Regions from separate parts of the Homo sapiens genome. Here regions 1 and 2 are each linked to region 3. The links are chromatin contacts, found by Hi-C or POLR2A ChIA-PET in ENCODE. All regions are on one chromosome and are shown on one strand. Each heading gives the region's core, a stretch centred on a gene start or an enhancer-like site at or near the end of the contact. The rest is flanking DNA. Distances are from core to core; before and after follow the strand shown.

Region 1 (2,700 bases), core at 29-2,528, 480 kb after region 3:
ATCACTTGAACCCGGGAGGCGGAGGTTGCAGTGAGCCAAGATCGCGCAACTGCAGTCTGGCCTGGGCAACAAGAGCAAAACTCTTGTTTCAAAAAAATTAAAAAAAAATTAAAAAAAGAAGAACTAGGGGGTGGTAAGAGGGTACAGTCTACTGTATCTTCCTCTCCTAATTCTACTTTCATGGTATAGAATGCTCACTGGGCTATTGTGTCAGTTTGCCAGGGCTGCTATAACAACAGTGCTACAAATTGGGTGGCTTAAACAGCAGAAACTTGTCTCACAGTTCTGTGGGCTAGAAGTTCAAGATCATGGTGTGAACAGGGCACGCTCACTCTCAAGGCGCTGGGGAAAGATCTGTTCCTGGCCTCTCTCCTAGCTCCTGGTAGGACCTTAGCTTGTGGCAACACAACTCCAACCTTCACGCGACATTGTGCCTGTGTGCACGTCTGTGTCCAAACTTCCCGTTACAAGGACGCTGGTTGTAATGGATTAAGGACCCAAGTGGCTTCAGGATGACCTCAACTAATTGCATCTGCAACAACCCCATTTCCAAATAAGGTCACATTCTGAGGCACTGAGGCTTGGAACTTCAACATATGAATTCTGGAGACAGAATTCAACCCATAACAGTTACCTGCACCATCGAGTAAAAGACACAAGTAAACCACTGTGAGACAGAGTCAAAAAGAGGCATTTCAGTTCCACGGGGTCAGTGATACCCAGTCCCCAGCAGCCCCTGTCGAAGAGCAGTGGGGCTCACTCCAGGCAGCTGGAGGATGGACAGCACGGTCTTGACAGCTGCCACAGGCCTCAACAGTCTGAATGGTGTGAAAGAAGGAGCATGAAGCCAAGCTTTAGGAAATCTCAGTCAGCAACTGACTATGACCCTGATGAACACAGCCTCTCTGAATTTCAGCATCCAAATTAAAATAACTGTGGGTTCAATAACTGATCTCTAACATCTAACACACAACATCTGCTTATCCATTCCAAAACCCATCAGGAGACATAAATCCCTCCTCTGCAGCAGTGCAAAACTATTTAGGGCTTAGAACAATTTCTTGCTTTCCTTGCTGCAGCTAAGAACTTTTAGCTAATGTTCTTGCAGCCTTCAAAGTTACAGAGTAAGTCTCAGGCACCCCGGCCTCAATACAAAATCAAATTGTTCAGATATATCTCACTCACACAACACATTAGACAGATGTAGCACATAGAGTAAACACTCTGGTTAATAAGTGCTAGGTCATTAGTTGTGGGGCTGTCAGTAGAACCCAATAACTGCGATAGCGCACAAAGCTGCCCCGCCTTAGAAGTCAAGCTAAATGCTTTCCATTTTTATCACCCAATTCATAACCTTGTTGTCTGGCTTTAAGAATCAATAGCCTGGTGGTTTTGGTATCCAATAAATTTGTCTTAGTTTGGACGTTTTTCATTTCCCACGTCACTTGAAGAGAGCAGGGTACGGTAAATTGCTCTTCTCACAGGATTTGTTTTTCCAAATCTATAATTTCACACTGACGGCCAGGTGCTGTGGCTCACACCTGTAATCCCAGCACTTTGGGAGGCCAAGATGGGTAGATCACCTGAGGTCAGGAGTTCAAGACCAGCCTGGCCAACATGAGGTGAAACCCCATCTCTACTAAAAATACAAAAATTAGCCAGGCATGGTGGTGGGTGCCTGTAATCCCAGCTACTCGGGAGGCTGAGGCAGGAGAATCACCTGAACCTGGGAGGTGGAGGTTGCAGTGAGCCAAGATTGCACCACTGCATTCCAGCCTGGGCAACAGAACGAGACTCTGCCTTAAAAAAAAATTCACACTGACGTGTTCCAGAAACTAGTGAAAGCAAAGAGGAAAGAATGCAGACAGCAGAAGCCCCATCCAAAGACCAAGGCAGCTTCCAGCTGTGATCACTTAGGACAATTCACTGAACAAGTTCCATATGAGCAAATGTCAACTGGTCTACCCCAGGGTGACCCATCACTCACCTAGCAAATAATACTTATCTAGCACTTAGTATGTGCCAAACCCCGTGCTAAGTAATTTACGTAAGTGACCGCATTAGTCCATAAATTCCACTGCTTTATGCACACACACAAATAGATATACATAAGATATTTATTTCTATATTTAAATAGTACACTGATAAAAATAGAAAGCAATGCCAGCTCCGTGGATAACAGAAAGCAGCAAGAGACTGAAAGAACCAGCACATGGTAAAAGAAAATCAATGTGTGTGTGTGTATATACATATATATATATACACACACACAGACTCAAGATCACTGAATTTAAGCCTGAAAGAGAGCTTGGGGAGGAGGTAGTTCTCTAATACAATGTAAATTATCTGCATGGGGAAAATGAGGCTCAGACAAAGAATTGGCATATCCAAAGTTAGCCAGAGGGCAAAGGATAGAATTAAGTCTGGAGTCCGAGTTCTTCTTTTTGGGTTCTGCTGTTTGTTTTATCCTCCTCCTCCTCAAATCAACTATTTTTAAAAATGTTTAAAGCACTAAAATATGGCAAGGTTCATGACTGAGACGCATTTAAGACGGGAGGGAGAGTAGCCCCTATCCTTTATGTCTCTCCCAGTCCAAATCCACAGAGACAGAACATGGTTATCAGGAGCTAGAATAAGAGGAGAGTGGCAGTGACTGATAATGCATATGGGGTTTCTTTTGGGAGTGAGGAAAATGTTCTG
Region 2 (2,928 bases), core at 166-2,665, 360 kb after region 3:
AACCTAGATGAATTCATATAGCATCTCTGGAGGTGGGGGTCTAGTTATCAGCATTTAAAAAAAAATTTTAATTTAATTTTACGGTCCGGGATACATGTGCAGGACATGCAGGTTTGTTACATGGTAAACATGTGCCACAGTGGTTTGCTGCACAGATCAACCCATCACTTAGCTATTAAGCCCAGCATCCATTAGCTACTCTTACTGATGCTCTCCCTCCCCTGCCAACTCCCCAACAGGCCCCAGTGTGTGTTGTTCCCCTACTTGTGTCCATGTGCTCATTGTTCAGCTTCCACTTATGAGTGAGAACATGCGATTTTTGGTTTTCTTTTCCTGTGTTACTCTGCTGAGGATAATGGCTTCCAGCTTCATCCATGTTCATGCAAAGGACATTGTCTCATTCCTTTTTATGGCTGCATAGTATTCCATGGTGTATATGTACCATATTTTCTTTATTGAATCTATCACTGATGGGCATCTGGGTTGATTCCAGTCTTTGCTATTGGGAATAGTGCTGCAATAAACATATGTGTGCATGTATCTTTGTAACAGAATGATTTATATTCCTTTGGGTTTTCAGCATTTTTAAAAACAGCCACTCCCATGGGATTCTCATGTGTAATGAAGGTTGAGAAATGCTGGCTGAGGCATTTCCCCAGACTCTCTAGATTCAAAGGAAGTCTTAGCATTGCCACACTTAATTATAGTATTGCTCTGACCCTGCACTCCATTTCCCTTACACAAGCCTCTACTGTATTCTCTCAGCAGCTTCCATCATGTGACCCAGACCCACATGATTTCCTGGTATTGTAGCTCCTCCAAGCATAGGGCCTGCTTTGCTCCTCGGCATCGCCCTGCTTCCTGGAAGACAGTCTCCTTCAAAAGCAGTTCCCTTCTAGCCCAGCTGCCTGACTATCCAGCTTCTCCGGTTTCTGGTTCCTTTCTCTTGACCAATCACAGGTCACCTTATTCCAATATATGTTTCAATTTTTCATTCTCCATATGAGACTATATTCATTTAGCAATTTGTAATTTTTGTTAGAAAATGCCCTCCTTTTAATTAACATAAAGATTTCACACCCTCATTCAATGCCAAATATCTAATATCATTTGATATTTCAAAGTAAATTAAATATTGCAGCCAAAGTCATTTTAGAAAAATTTAGAAAACTCAGTTTGATCTTAAAAGTTAATTTTGATCATGAGATGTCCACAGGAGAGCTGAGTCTGCCAACGTGTCATCAGCTTTTCTTTTCTAGGCAGTTTATAAGTCACAGCAAGACACAGGTCCAGGCTGAGCCATTTTCTTAAGTTTCAAAAGCATGGAATCAGATTTGCTGTGGGAAGGAAAATGGCAATGATGACACACAAAGGCTGCTCGCTTTTTATGAGGTACACAGGGAATGTTTTGCCCCAAAATTCCCCTAAGTGATTTTCTGGAAGTTATCTTTGGCAACCAAAGCACACTTGAGTTCCAGCAAAGGCCCTGGAGACAGATCTTCTGACAAAGATGGAAGAACAGTTAAAAAAAAAAAAAAAAAAAGGAGAGTTCCTCACTAGCTTCTAAAAAGAATTTGCAACTACAGTGCCAGGGAAAGAGGCCTGGATTCACTGCACCATAATAGGCTGAATGAGATCTGACTTTTGTCTTCCATAAAATCATTTCCAAGAACGTTAGCTTAAAGAGCTTCATTAAGTCAAGAAAATGAAGACATTTTTAGCACCAATTTGCTGTACCTATACCTGGGTTTAGACTACAAATGCTTGAAGTGTGTTCTAACGAGCAATGATACCAGTTTTTGTCTTTTGAAACTTCAGGTTCAATGATTTCAAAGCTTCAAATGTTTTGTTGTGTGTGTGTGTGTGTGTGTTTTTTTTTTTTTTTTTTGCCAAATATGCTAAGTTTTGAAAGTTGGAGGCAGTTGGTCTTTGAACTGCTGTTACCATGGTGGGGCAACCATGTCTTCCTGCTTCTATAACTGGCCCGTCATATACTCAAGGAGTCTGAGTATGGACAAAAGGGCTTTGTTAGTAGCATTCAAATCGTCACCAACCAAGGCCAAAAAAGATAATGTATTTAGTGCTCTGTTTCCTAGAAAAATGGAAGGACTTGACAGCAGAGTGAAGGTCTTCTCTTAGATCACCAGGTGGTTTAGAAAACCGTCATTGGAGGGTAATGATAACAGTGTATACTAGAAAAGGTGAATAGATATTCACCGCAAATCCTGACAATTGATCTGTGTGTGAGAGCACAATAAATTCACATTCCAGTCATCTTTGAAGAGCCTCTGCCCCCAGTTAGCCCCTAAACTTCAATCACTTTTACACAGCCTTGAAGGCATCACCAGCGTTAGTGACGGTCTCCAATGGTTGAGTCTGAGAAAGCATCCTTTCTCCTTCCCCAGTTTCTTGAGTCCTATTTCATACATATGCAATAGTTGGACACAATCCCCTTTGTTGGTAGATTCATCAAAACTAAAAGCTAAACAACCATAACGATTTTATCCTTTGCAAAGCATCAACTGAGTGTCCTCAATGTGGCTATTTACTATAAAATCAAATGCAGAAATACTATAGAATTTCTTAATTTTCTCTTTAGCAGCACTCAAGATGAAAGATTTCATAAGTGTTTTTTCCACTGATTTAATTTTTTAAAACCTTTGCAATAAATGTGTTATTTGATATGAAATATTCATAGCCCTTATAAAATCCCACTAAAATGTTCCAAGAGTGAGGCGAATCACACGTGCTAAGAATCATATTTTACAGTAAAAATTTTTAATGAGGTTTGATTTTTTTTTTTGTAGCTAAAATCTTGTTCAAATCAGAAGACCCACATGGGATGATTTTTTAGCAAAGATTTTCAATTTTATTTTGCATTCATCATACTGAGTATGTTGAAAACTATCCTTTTCTCACTTTGTGAAT
Region 3 (2,700 bases), core at 126-2,625:
GAATGTTTCGGGCATTCCTGGGTGCTCTGCAAATACTGTTAGCTCTTATCTTCTCAGTTCCTTAAGAACTGGGGAAGAGGAAAAAGCAGTATGATTCCCACTTCACAGATAAAACAAGTTAGAGAAGTTAAGTGCCTTTCCCAAGGTCAAATAAATTCTAAATAAAGAGTACTCAGCATCAGTCAGCCATGGTGGCTCACGCCTGTAATCCTAGGGTTGTGGGAGGCTGAGGCAGGAGCACTGCTTGAGCCCAGGAGTTTGAGACTAGCCTGGACAATAGGGTCTGGGTTATGTTTATTTTTCTAAAAGGAAATTAAAAAATTAGCTGGGCAAGGTGGTGTACAACTGTAGTCCCAGCTACTTGGGAGGCTGAGGCAGGAAGATTGCTTGAGCCCAGGAGTTTGAGGCTGCAGTAAGCTATGATTGCACCACTGCACTCCAGCCTGGGTGACAGAGCAAGACCCTGTGTCTAAAGAGAAGTAAAGGAAAGAAAGAAGAAAGAAAAGAAAAAAGAAAAGAAAAAGGAAAGATGGAAAGAAAGAAAAAAGGAAAGAGAGAGAGAGAGACGCGGGAAGCAGTGGCTCTTGCCTGTAATCCCAGCACTTTGGGAGGCCTGGGTGGGCGGATCACTTGAGACTAGGAGTTCAAGACCAGCCTGGGCAACATAGCGAAACCCTGTCTTTACAAATGGTAAAAAAAAAATTGGCCCAGCATGGTGGCGCATGCCTATAATCCCAGCTACTGGGGAGACTAAAGTGGGAGCATCGCTTGAGCCTGGGGAGGTTGAGGTTGCGGTGAGCCATGATTGCACCATTCCACTCCAGCCTGAGCAACAGAGTGAGAGAGAGAGAGGAAGCAGTATGGAAAGAAATGAATTAAAGAGAGAAAATGAGAAAAGAGAGAAAAAGAAAGAAAGAGAGAGAGAAAGAAAGGAAGGGAAGGAAAGGAGTGGAGGGGAGGGGAAAAGAGGGAAGGGAAAGGGGAGGGAGAGTCCTCTGCACTGAAACGCAGGTCTGAATGACCCCCAGGGACAGCAACATCACCTACAATGTAGCATACTGCCTGACACATAGTACATGCTCACTACACAGTTTTTGAAAGAATGAGTAGTATCAATATATAGTTTCTCATTTTCAGAAAGCAAAAAAATTGAGATGGTCACATGAAGCTACCCAGGCTGCACAGAAGGTGGCAGAGTTTGCAATGGCGGGGGTTGGGTTGGGGCAGGGGCCTAGCACAGAAGTCCAATACTGAATAGGCCAAGGGGCAGAAAATGAACTCCTGCTGGGCACCCGCCATAGCCCCACAGGAGGCTATCATTAGCTCCTATATTAACTGAGGAAGTGAAAGAATGAGGAGATGAAGCAAGCAGCCCCAACTCACACACTTGATTAGTGTTGTGGAACCTGGCTTCAAAGGCAAGTCTGCGCAACCTCTGCCATGCCCCGCTGACTTTCGCCTGACATTTCTGAGATCAAAAGTGAAAGCTGTACATCCAGGAGCTCATTCTTCAGAAAAAGTAGATGAAGGGGCTGGAAGGAGATTTTAGTAAAACTCTGCAGCTATTGTCCATGCGTACAGCTTATTCCATTATTTTCCAATTGATCTGTTTGTTTTGGCTGTAATATTAGCTGGTTGCTAAGCAACTGCTCAAAGAGCTAACATGCTGAACTTTTTTTGGTAACCAAATAGAACCCCAAAAAAGGTGATATAAATCAGTGTTTGGGGGTACAAGCCGAGGGCTGCCAGTCGGCCTGCTCTGGTACCCTGGGGGTTTGGGAGTAACCTGGCCCCTTCGACAGAGTGAGCAGGCTGGCATGGAGGAAGGCTGCTTTCCTCCTCCTCTAATGCTAACATTTAACTTCTCTGGGGCCTCAGTTTGGTCACCTGTAATGGTAGTTACCTTAAAGAGCAGTGTGAAGAACAGAGGTAATGACAGACTGAGTGCAGCTGGCAGGGTTTCTGGCACATGGTAAGGGCTCAGTAACTTGTAACTGTCATCATTCTTAAGTAATTAACAAATGTGTTTTTTTGAGATAGGGTGTTGCCCTGCTGTTCAGGATGGAGTGCAGTGGCACAATCATGGCTCACTCTAGCTTCAGCTGCCTGGGCTCAGGAGATCATCCTGTCTCAACCTCCCAAGTCGCTGAAACAACAGGCATGTTCCACAATGCTCAGCAATTTTTTTTCTTTTTTTTGGAGATGGAGTCTCACTCTGTTGCCAGGCTGGAGTGCAGTGGTGCGATGTCAGCTCACTGCAACCTCTGCCTTCCGGGGTTCAAGCGATTCCCCTGCCTCAGCCTCCCTAGTAGCTGGGACTACAGGCATGCACCACCATGCCCAGCTAATTTATGGTATTTCAGTAGAGATGGGGTTTCACCATGTTGGCCAGGATGGTCTCGATCTTCTGACCTCGTGATTCACCGGCCTCGGCCTCCCAAAGTGCTGGGATTACACGCGTGAGCCACCGCGCCTGGCCAATTTTTGAAATTTTTTGTAGAGATGGGGTCTCACTATATTGCTCAGGCTGGTCTCGAATTCCTGGGTTCAAGCAATTCTCCCACCTCAGCCTCCTAAAATGCTGGGTGACAGGTGTTAGCCACTGCACCTGGCCAATATTAATATCTTGACAGAGCTTGGGTACAGAATTTTATGGGAGATCAGTGCTGAGAAAGTCAGTTTCTAGAAGGGTCTGGGGGC

Evidence for each region. Hi-C counts contacts between places; a loop is a spot of excess contacts on that map. ChIA-PET counts read pairs that join two places held with the same protein, here RNA polymerase II (POLR2A). Pooled maps may share reads with other maps.
Region 1: a map of Right ventricle myocardium inferior shows a loop between it and region 3 (5-fold over the local background). The contact joins two enhancer-like sites. A Hi-C loop is called at or near these places in 1 of 168 maps with a recorded cell type or tissue (Right ventricle myocardium inferior), 2 of 37 single-sample maps with no recorded cell type and 6 of 50 pooled maps. POLR2A ChIA-PET finds 5 or more read pairs at or near these places in 1 of 52 experiments (H1).
Region 2: a loop to region 3 is called in a pooled map, with 2.2 times the contacts of the local background. The contact joins two enhancer-like sites. A Hi-C loop is called at or near these places in 1 of 37 single-sample maps with no recorded cell type and 4 of 50 pooled maps. POLR2A ChIA-PET finds 5 or more read pairs at or near these places in 1 of 52 experiments (GM12878).

Annotation. Positions count from the first base shown.
Region 1 is chr22:33,779,698-33,782,397 of GRCh38, forward strand. The region is part of intron 1 of LARGE1 (LARGE xylosyl- and glucuronyltransferase 1); the gene reads right to left. Among named protein-coding and RNA genes, the nearest start is that of LARGE-AS1, 56 kb to the left of the region's middle. RefSeq lists an enhancer at 81-582. Within about 2 kb of position 1,279, at least 3 of the 41 ENCODE cell types and tissues checked have a DNase peak (open chromatin) inside an H3K27ac peak, as active enhancers do.
Region 2 is chr22:33,658,221-33,661,148 of GRCh38, forward strand. The region is part of intron 2 of LARGE1 (LARGE xylosyl- and glucuronyltransferase 1); the gene reads right to left. Among named protein-coding and RNA genes, the nearest start is that of SNORA50B, 45 kb to the right of the region's middle. Within about 2 kb of position 1,416, at least 10 of the 41 ENCODE cell types and tissues checked have a DNase peak (open chromatin) inside an H3K27ac peak, as active enhancers do.
Region 3 is chr22:33,298,361-33,301,060 of GRCh38, forward strand. The region is part of intron 12 of LARGE1 (LARGE xylosyl- and glucuronyltransferase 1); the gene reads right to left. Among named protein-coding and RNA genes, the nearest start is that of LARGE1-AS2, 140 kb to the left of the region's middle. RefSeq lists enhancers at 1,473-1,522, 1,533-1,902. Within about 2 kb of position 1,376, at least 5 of the 41 ENCODE cell types and tissues checked have a DNase peak (open chromatin) inside an H3K27ac peak, as active enhancers do.